2 separate regions of the Homo sapiens genome follow, and region 2 is linked to region 1. The links are chromatin contacts, found by Hi-C or POLR2A ChIA-PET in ENCODE. All regions are on one chromosome and are shown on one strand. The core of a region is the stretch at or near the end of the contact, and the rest is flanking DNA. Distances in the headings are between cores, read along the strand shown. Region 1 holds the start of NOLC1 (nucleolar and coiled-body phosphoprotein 1). Region 2 holds the start of ARMH3 (armadillo like helical domain containing 3).

Region 1 (4,390 bases), core at 872-3,371:
AGTACAGATGGGAACTCACCTTTGGACAAATTACCTTATCTCCCTGAGATTATTTTCTTTTCTATAAAATGGAGATAATACTACACATCTCATTAAGTTATTGAGAGGATAAGACATAATGCATGTTGGCCGGGTGCGGTGGCTCACACCTGTAATCCCAGCACTTTGGGAAGCCGAGGCAGTAGATTCTTGAGGTCAGGAGTTCAAGAGCAGCCTGGCCAACATGGTGAAACCCCGTCTCTACTAAAAATACAAAAAAAAAAAAAAAAAATTAGCCAGGCATGGTGGGGCACACCTGTAGTCCCAGCTACTTGGGAAGCTGAGGCAGGAGAATCACTTTAGCCTGAGAGGCAGAGGTTGCAGTGAGCTGAGATCGTGCCACTGCACTCCAGCCTGGGCGACAGAGCCAGACTCCGCCTCAAAAAAAAAAAAAAAAAAAATTAAATGCATGTGAAGGGCGTAGCATCTGACCCTTAGTTAGCTCTTCACAAAGATTAGCTTTTCTCACATAAAACCATTTCAGAATCCTAATCCTGAGGCCGGGCACGGTGGCTCGCGCCTGTAATCCCAGCACTTTGAGAGGCTGAGGCAAGTGGATTTCTTGAGGTCAGGAGTTCAAGACCAGCCTGGCCAACATGGTGAAACCTCATCTCTACTAAAAATACAAAAATTAGCCGGGCGTGGTGGTACGCGCCTGTAATCCCAGCTACTGGGGAGGCTGAGGCAGGATAATCACTTGAACTTGGGAGGCGGAGGTTACAATGAGCCGAGATCGCACCATTGCACTCCAGCCTGGGCAACAGAGACTCCGTCTCAAAAAAAAAAAAAAAAAAAAAAGAATCCTAATTCTGAAATGTCCAATTCCATCCAGTCCACTGTGAAAGCACTCTCCGCAGTCTCCTTAACAGTCAACTCTAAACAGTTTCATTAAGAAAGCAGTTAGATCACATGGCAGCCTGTCCCAGCTTAAGGAAGTTTTGAGGCTGATCTGATTCTTTGCTTTCGCAGCCTGATTCTGCTAAAAGTGCAAGCCATCCTTCCTAGTCATGCTATCATCCCTGCTGAAGACCCCCCCTCTCTCCTCTCTCAAAGTGTCTTCCCATGCAGGAATGTCCGTTGATGTAGATTACAAACCTTTCACATTCCTGGTTCTCTTACTCTTACATGTGTTTGGAGCATCCTAAATTGCCATAACTATGGTACAGCTTTCACTTTTACAAGATTCCTCTGTACCAGCACTGAGATTGCTACTCTTACACATCATCTTACTGAAACTCACAAAAATCCTATAAAGTGGATGATGACATCCCTGTAGAAAGACTCAGAAAGGTTAAATAAACTGCCCGGGTCACGTATCTAAAAAGTGGCAGAGCCTGGTCCCAAACCTAGGTTTGTTTGATTCAATTAGCCAAAGCTCCAAGCCCACTACTATGCCTACTTGGTAGGGCTGTTGATGACTCTCAATTCTCAGTGTAACTCAAAACAAAACTCTGCTTCTACTTTCATTCATTTTCTTCTTTACAAACGAAAATCCCAGACTTCATTCTAAAGAAATTTCACTTGCTTTTGAATCCCAGTAAATGTGACTGAGGCTAAGGTCAAATCACGGTTTGCCTCACCCAACGAAAAGCCCCCCAGAAGATGCCGAAGAACCAACGTCCTCAGTGGAACAAGACTCTACCTCCCCGCTGCACTCTGCCAGCCATGTGGCTTGGGGCCACGAGGCTCCCACGCTGCCGCCGCTGCACAGGTCACAAGAAAAAAGCAACAAGACTCAGCGATATCTACTCAGACATGGAGGAAGGTAAGCGACCGAGGCCGCAGGCTTTCTCTGGTCACTGCCGAGGGGTCGGCGTAAAGGCCTTGCAGACACTGGACTGGCGGACCCCCAGACTTCCCCACCTGGAAACCTAAGCACGTCAGGGCCTGAAGCCTTGTGGTCATCTCAGCCCGGTCCCCGCCCCAAGCCCGGAACTCACAGCTCCTGTCGCTTTGGCGAACTTATTGGCCACCTCTGAGAGTTGGTTATCGCGCAGGAAGCCGAGCACGAGGGGATACAGGTCGCTGGGAACCACGCGGCGAATGCCGGCGTCCGCCATCCTCCAGGCAATACGCGTCACTACCGTTGTCGACGCAGCACGACTCAGGAACCCAACAGGGGCAGTGGGCGGGCCTGTGTTACGTCATTGCGCCGCGCGGGCGCATAACGGAAAGGGTGGGCTCCACAGGGCAGTCCCACCTTCACCTCAGAGGTAGGGTAGACGGGAAATCTATAAACTCTTTCCGGTCCCACGCGTATCGCCATCTTGGTTAAGGGCGGAGCCCACCGGCCGCCAGCTTGTGGAGGCGGAGCTCTGACGTCAGGGATCACGCCCTCGGCGTGGCGGGAAAACTCGGGACTTCCCGCGCAGTCTTTCTGGGGGAGGTACCTTTTCTCAGAGCAGCGGTTTCCCGCGCCCCTGCTGGGACTCGGATTCCAGAGTAATGAGTGGACAAGCGGGCTCGAACAGTTGTTCTACAAGATCTCCCAACCGCCCCCATGGCGTACTGGCACGGCCAATGGATTCTCGCCCTTCATCTTCACTGCCTCCAATACCCAGGGAGGCCCTTTCTGATACCATCCCAGCCTCCAGACTCCTGCCTCTGCTGCAGAAGATCCTTCGGGTTATCCGTCGTGAGGGTGGGAGGTGTTGATTTCCCAAGCTGCCCCTCCCATCTCCCTTATATTCCGCCTTAGGTCAGCTCCATGAAGAGGAAAGGTGTCATGCACCAAACCTGAATCACACACAGCAACAATCTATTCAAGCTGAAGAGATTGTTGAAAATAACCCTTCTTCCTCCGGGATCAGAGTTCACACTCTGCCTTTGTCATGAGTAACTCCAGTATCAATGCCTTTGTCATGAGTAACTCCAGTATCAATGCTCAGACCTACCAAGTTAATTCCAAGTTCTGCCACATTCCAGATATTAGCAGTTAGCAATCCCTTCAATCCTACCCACTACCCCTTGGCTACCTCCCACTAATGCCGCTCAGGAAAGATAAGGATCCTCATGGGAACACACCCCCCTCTCCTATATAAAATTGGCCAGGCATAGTGGCTCACAACTGTTATCTCAACACTTTGGAAGGCCTAGGTGGGAGGATCCCTTGAGCCCAGGAGTTAAGAGGCCAGCCTGGACAACACAGTGAAACCCCCCTATCTCTACAAAAAATTTTTAAAATTAGCCAGGTGTAGTGGCATGCACCTGTGGTCCCAGCTACTTGGGAGGCTGGGGCAGGAGGATCAACTGAGCCAGGGAGGTCAAAGCTGCAATGAGCTATGATCCTGCCACTGCAATCCAGCCTGGGCCACAGAGTGAGATCCTATCTCAAAAATCAAAAACAAAGCTGGGCACGGTGGTTCATGCCTGTAATCTCAGCACTTTGGGAGGCTAAGGTGGGTGGATCACCTGAGGTCAGGAGTTCAAGAACAGCCCTGGCCAACATGGTGAAACCCTGTCTCTACTAAAAATACAAAAAAAATTAGCCAGGCATGGTGGCGGGTGCCTGTAATCCCAGCTACTCAGGAAGCTGAGGCAGGAGAATCACTTGAACCCGGGAGGCAGAGGTTGCAGTAAGCCAAAATCGTGCCACTGCACTCCAGCCTGGGAGACAGAACAAGACTCCATCTCCAAAACAAAACAAAAAAATTCAAAAACAGAAACAAAAAACTCCACAGTTCCCTCTTCCCCACGCTTCCTGTTCTACCCACATGCATGCATTATTTAAAACATTTGAGCACCTGCTGTGCCATGCAGTGTGCTCAAGCTATTATAAAATGATGAACATAACTGACATGATGAATGTATACACCTGTCGCAGTTTAGAAAACCTTTCTTTGGAACAAGTGTGAGCTTCTCTAGGTCCTTGTTATCAAAATCCCTTCCTGGACCAGTATCATCATCCCATTGTCAGAATCTACATTCTAAAAAGATCGCTAGATGATTCAAATTCCCTTTAAAGTTGAGAAGCACTGTCCTAAATGACTCATTTTAGACAATACATCTGAGGAACCAAGGTTCAAATCCAGTGGGATTTTTGCACCTGACCAGGGAGAGGCATGTCCCTGGACCATGTTCAGATAGGAAAAGTGAATACATTTGGCATTAGCACCATATAAAGACGCACAACAGCAGTTGGGAGTTCTCTCTAGTTGATGTTTATTAGTCTGCATAGTGACTTATGTTCCAAACACTGGGGATCCCCTCAGCCCCTCCTATCTTACATAGGAATGCAAGTTAACTTGTTTCAATACCTGTTATAAAAAAACAAATACCCCTTTTAAAAAATCTGATTCAACATATTTTTTATTTCACTTTTTTCCATTTCTTTATAAAACAGTCATCTCAC
Region 2 (4,390 bases), core at 571-3,070, 96 kb after region 1:
ATGTCAGGCTTCCAACAAGAGGTGGTGAAGCAGAGTGTTCTCTAACTTCCTCAGGGAAAGGCCCGTCTGCTAAGTAACAGGTGCCTTCCCAGGCACTGGCGCTATGGCTAGTCCAAGGTCTGCTAAGTAACGGGTGCCTTCTTAGGCACTGGCATTACCGCTAGACCAAGGAGTCCTCTAGTGGCCCTGTCTGGGCGTGACAGAGGGCTCACACTCTTGCCTTCTGGTCACTTCTCACCGTGTCCCTTCAGCTCCTAACTCTGTATGGCCTGGTTTTCCTAAATTATAATTGTAAAATATAAGTTATTAATAAAAGTAATGCTACAAACTAATGATTACTAATATTCATATATAATCACATCTATATTCTATTTCTAATATAGCTATTCTTATTTTAATTATTTTCTTTATTATACTGGAACAGCTTGTGTCTTCGGTCTCTTGACTCGGCACCTGGGTGGCTTGCCGCCCACAGAACTCTTCTCCACTTCTTTTTTGTTTTGAGACGGAGTCTCGCTCTGTCGCCCAGGTTGGAGTGCGATGGCGCGATCTTGGCTCACTGCAACCTTCGCCTCCCAGGTTCAAGCGATTCTCCTGCCTCAGCCTCCCGAGTAGCTGGGATTACAGAGGACTGCCAACACGCCCGGCCATTTTTTGTATTTTTAGTAGAGATGGGGTTTCACCATGTTGGCCAGGCTGGTCTCGAACTCCTGACCTCAGGTGATCCACCCGCCTTTGCCTTCCAAAGTGTTGGGATTACAGGTGTGAGCCACCGCGCCTGGCTTATTTTATTTTTTTTACTTGTTTTTTCTTTTTAATAGTATTCTTGCTGTTATAGCACATCTTTTTAAACCTTCCATTTGTGTATAAAAAAACAGAGACTCAGGCTGGGTGCGGTGGCTCACGCCTGTAATCCCAGCATTTTGGGAGGCAGAGGCGGGTGGATCACCTGAGGCCAGGAGCTTGAGACCAGCCTGGCAACATGGTGAAACCTTGTCTCTACTAAAAAATACAAAAATTAGCCGGGCGTGGTGGTACACTCCTGTAATCCCAGCTACTGGGGAGGCTGAGGCAGGAGACTCTCTTGAACCCGGGAGGCAGAGGTTGCAGTGAGCCGAGATCGCACCACTGCACTCCAGCCTGGGCAATAGAGTGAGACACCATCTCGAAAAAAAAAAAAAAAAAGAAAACAAAGACTCAGAGGCAGGGAGTGGTGGCACGTGCCTGTAATCCCAGCTACCAGAGGCAGAGGCAGGAGGACTGCTTGAGCCTAGGAGGTGGAGGCTGCACTGAGCTGTAATTGTGCCACTGCGGCACTCCAGCCTGGGCAAGGGCAAGATCCTGTCTCAAAAAAAAAAAAAAGGAAAAGAAAAGAAAATAGATTTCTGGCCAAGTTAATAGAGCTTTACACGCTACTTTGCACTTATCAGGCACACACGTATTTGTTGAAAGAATGAGTTTGTTTTCAATCTTTCACGTACAAAGTTGTAATACACATTTGGAAAATATATCTTTCCAAACTTCGCCAGTATTTCTAGAGGATACATGTATTCCTAGAAGTAAAATTGCTGAGGTCAAAGAGTCGGCCATGTTTCGGAAAACTGCTATTGCGACCCAGTAGGCCCTCAATAGACAAGTCCACTGCGAATTTATTTCTCGCGATGCCTTTCGGGAGTTGTAGTCTTTGCGATGCTTGCTGGGAATCGTGGTCTGAGCCGGTCTCAGGAAGCGGGCGTGGACTAACCCATTGCGCGCCGGGCTTTAGGACCCGGCGGGGCGCGGGGACACGGGAAGGGTCGGGGAGGTCGGGAGCGCGCCCGTGAGCCCGGAGCAGCGGCAGCGTCGGTGGCGTCGAGAGCGAGCGGGCCCGGGAACGGCGCGGGTGGTAGAGGAGGAGCCGCGGGCTCGGTAAGCGGCGGCGGCCAGGCCCGGCCCGGTCCTCGAACCTGACCAACCCTGCGGGTCCTGCCATACTAGGCCTTGGCCCCGAGGCGGTTCTGGGGGCGGGGCCTGCGCTGGCCGCGGGGACGACGAGGACGCGAGGGGAGAGGGAGGGAGGACGGCTGCTGAAGCTGCGTATGCCGGGGAGGGCTGGGCCTGGGGGCGGCCGAGCCTAGAGAGAAACGGCTTCGCTCTTCCAGCGGCCGGTCCCTCGGACCACACGGTCCCGGTCACGTCCCTCTCCCGCATCCCTGCGGGGCCTTCTGGCTTCCGAGGTGCTGACCTTTGACCCCGCCAGCTGCCCCGAGAGCTTCCTCTCCTGCTGTTCTTGGTCCTGGGGTGCGGGCGTAGGGCAAGGCACCTCTGAGAATCTCAGGGATAGAGGAAAGCGGGTTTGTGCGAAGTCTTCAGGTGTCCCGGAAGGGCTCCAGTCCTGTCCCTCTCCAGGCTCTGACAGGCTTTAACCCACTCTTCACACGGAATCAGTGAAGCTACTGTGTTTTCTTTGGGTTACTCGGCGAGAGCCCAGGAAAGGAACCTGTTCCCAGGAGGGTATAGGGAAGGAAAAAGTAGAGAGAAACCTGGTCCCCTGGAGAAGGAGAAGCTGAGGCGTGCTGCCCCTGGCGAATGGGGAAGCAGAAACTTGGGCCATACCCAAATGTATGTCACTGGATCATCCGACCCTCCGCAGTTCTTCCTCTCCAGAAAGTTTTTTATTTTATTTTATTTATTTATTTATTTATTTATTTATTTTGAGATGGAGTTTCGCTGTTGTCGCCCAGTCTGGAGTGCAGTTGCCCGATCTCGGCTTACCACAACCTCTGCCTCCGGGGTTCAAGCGATTCTCCTGCCTCAGCCTTGCGCTACCACGCCCAGCTAATTTTATATTTTTGATAGAGACGGGATTTCTCCATGTTGGTCAGGCTGGTCTCGAACTCCCAACCTCAGGTGATCCGCCCGCCTCGGCCTCCCAAAGTGCTGTGATTAAAGGCGTGAGCCACCGCGCCCGGCCTTTTTTTTTTTGTTTGTTTGTTTGTTTTGTTTTTTGTTTTTTTGAGACGGAGTTTCGCTCTCGTTGCCCAGGCTGGAGTGCAATGGCGTGATCTCGGCTCACTGCAACCTCCGCCTTCCAGGTTCGAGCGATTCTTCCCCGTCAGCCCCCCAAGCAGCTGGGATTACAGACGTGAGCTACCACGCCCGGCTAATTTTTGTATTTTTAGTAGAGACAGGGTTTCGCCATGTTGGCCAGGCTGGTCTCAAACTTCTGACCTCAGATGATTCACCCACCTCGATCTCCCAAAGTGTTCGGATTACAGGTGTGAGCCACTGCGCCCGGCCAGAAAAAGTTTTGAGCTTAGTGAGAGCTTTTTCTTTGCTATCCTTTAGTTGCTTTGTAAACTAGGGTAAATATGATTTGTGTCCCTGCCCGTAACTTAGCAGGATTGGAATTATTTTGGGTGTACCTTAAGTTGGATTTGTGTGCACAATAGCTTCTGTGTGAAGACTTTCAGGATATCAGATCACAGTCAAGGGAAAGAGGGATCCCTCTTGTTACGACTGTAAAGGGGGAATACCCATTTCAGTGACTAGAGAAGCCTTTAAGGTGTTTTCATTGGACTTTTAGGTATTACAATTTATTGTTCAACTTTTTTTTTTTTTTTTTGAGACGGAGTCTCGCTCTGTCGCCCAGGCTGGAGTGCAGTGGCATGATCTTGGCTCACTGCAACCTCCGTCTCTCGGGTTCCAGCGATTCTTCTGCCTTAGCCTTCTGAGTAGCTGTGACTACAGGCGCGCACCACCATGCCTGGCTAATTTTTGTGTTTTTAGTAATGACGGAGTTTCACCATATTGGCCAGGCTGGTCTCCAACTCCTGACCTCGTGATCCACCCGTCTCAGCCTCCCAAAGTGCTGGGATTACAGGAGTGAGTCACTGCCCCCAGCCGACTTGTTCAACATTTGGATAATTAAAACAAGGTGAAAACCTCAAAGCAGTCATTATGAAATTTGGAATCTCACACTGAGCACAGTTTAGGAATCTGTAACATTTGGGGAAAATGGCCAAAAATTGATCCAGGATATATAAGGGTGAACTGTTTATTCAACACATTTATTGAGCACTTACTATGTAACTTTGGGAGGCGGAGGCCGGCGGATCACAAGGTCAGGAGATCAAGACCATCCTGGCTAACATGGTGAAACCCCGTCTCTACTAAAAATACAAAAAATTAGCCGGGTGTGGTGGCGGGCGCCTGTAGTGCCAGCTACTAGGAGGCTGAGGCAGGAGAATGGCATGAACCCAGGAGGCGGAGCTTGCAGTGAGCCGGGATGGTGCCACTGCACTCCAGCCTGGGCGACAGAGCGAGACTCCCTCTCAAAAAAAAAAAAAAAAATTTATACAGTGTAATGGGAATACTGCCATTGCTTGGGAGAGTCAGGGAAATCTTTGCA

Evidence for each region. A loop is a pair of places that touch in the nucleus more often than their neighbours do. ChIA-PET counts read pairs that join two places held with the same protein, here RNA polymerase II (POLR2A). Pooled maps may share reads with other maps.
Region 2: a map of B cell shows a loop between it and region 1 (32-fold over the local background). The contact joins the promoter of ARMH3 here to the promoter of NOLC1 in region 1. A Hi-C loop is called at or near these places in 12 of 168 maps with a recorded cell type or tissue (B cell, CD4-positive, alpha-beta T cell, CD4-positive, alpha-beta memory T cell and 6 more), 15 of 37 single-sample maps with no recorded cell type and 25 of 50 pooled maps. POLR2A ChIA-PET finds 5 or more read pairs at or near these places in 14 of 52 experiments (A673, B cell, CD4-positive, alpha-beta T cell and 10 more).

Annotation. Positions count from the first base shown.
Region 1 is chr10:102,150,120-102,154,509 of GRCh38, reverse strand. NOLC1 (nucleolar and coiled-body phosphoprotein 1) reads right to left here and starts at 2,121. Exons shown (of 13, transcript NM_004741.5): 1 at 1,980-2,121. The coding sequence starts at 2,099. It overlaps PPRC1 (PPARG related coactivator 1), which reads right to left. Exons shown (of 14, transcript NM_015062.5): 14 at 4,177-4,390. RefSeq lists enhancers at 2,011-2,060, 2,231-2,530, 1,436-2,635.
Region 2 is chr10:102,053,603-102,057,992 of GRCh38, reverse strand. ARMH3 (armadillo like helical domain containing 3) reads left to right here and starts at 1,820. Exons shown (of 26, transcript NM_024541.3): 1 at 1,820-1,908. RefSeq lists a silencer at 1,731-2,120.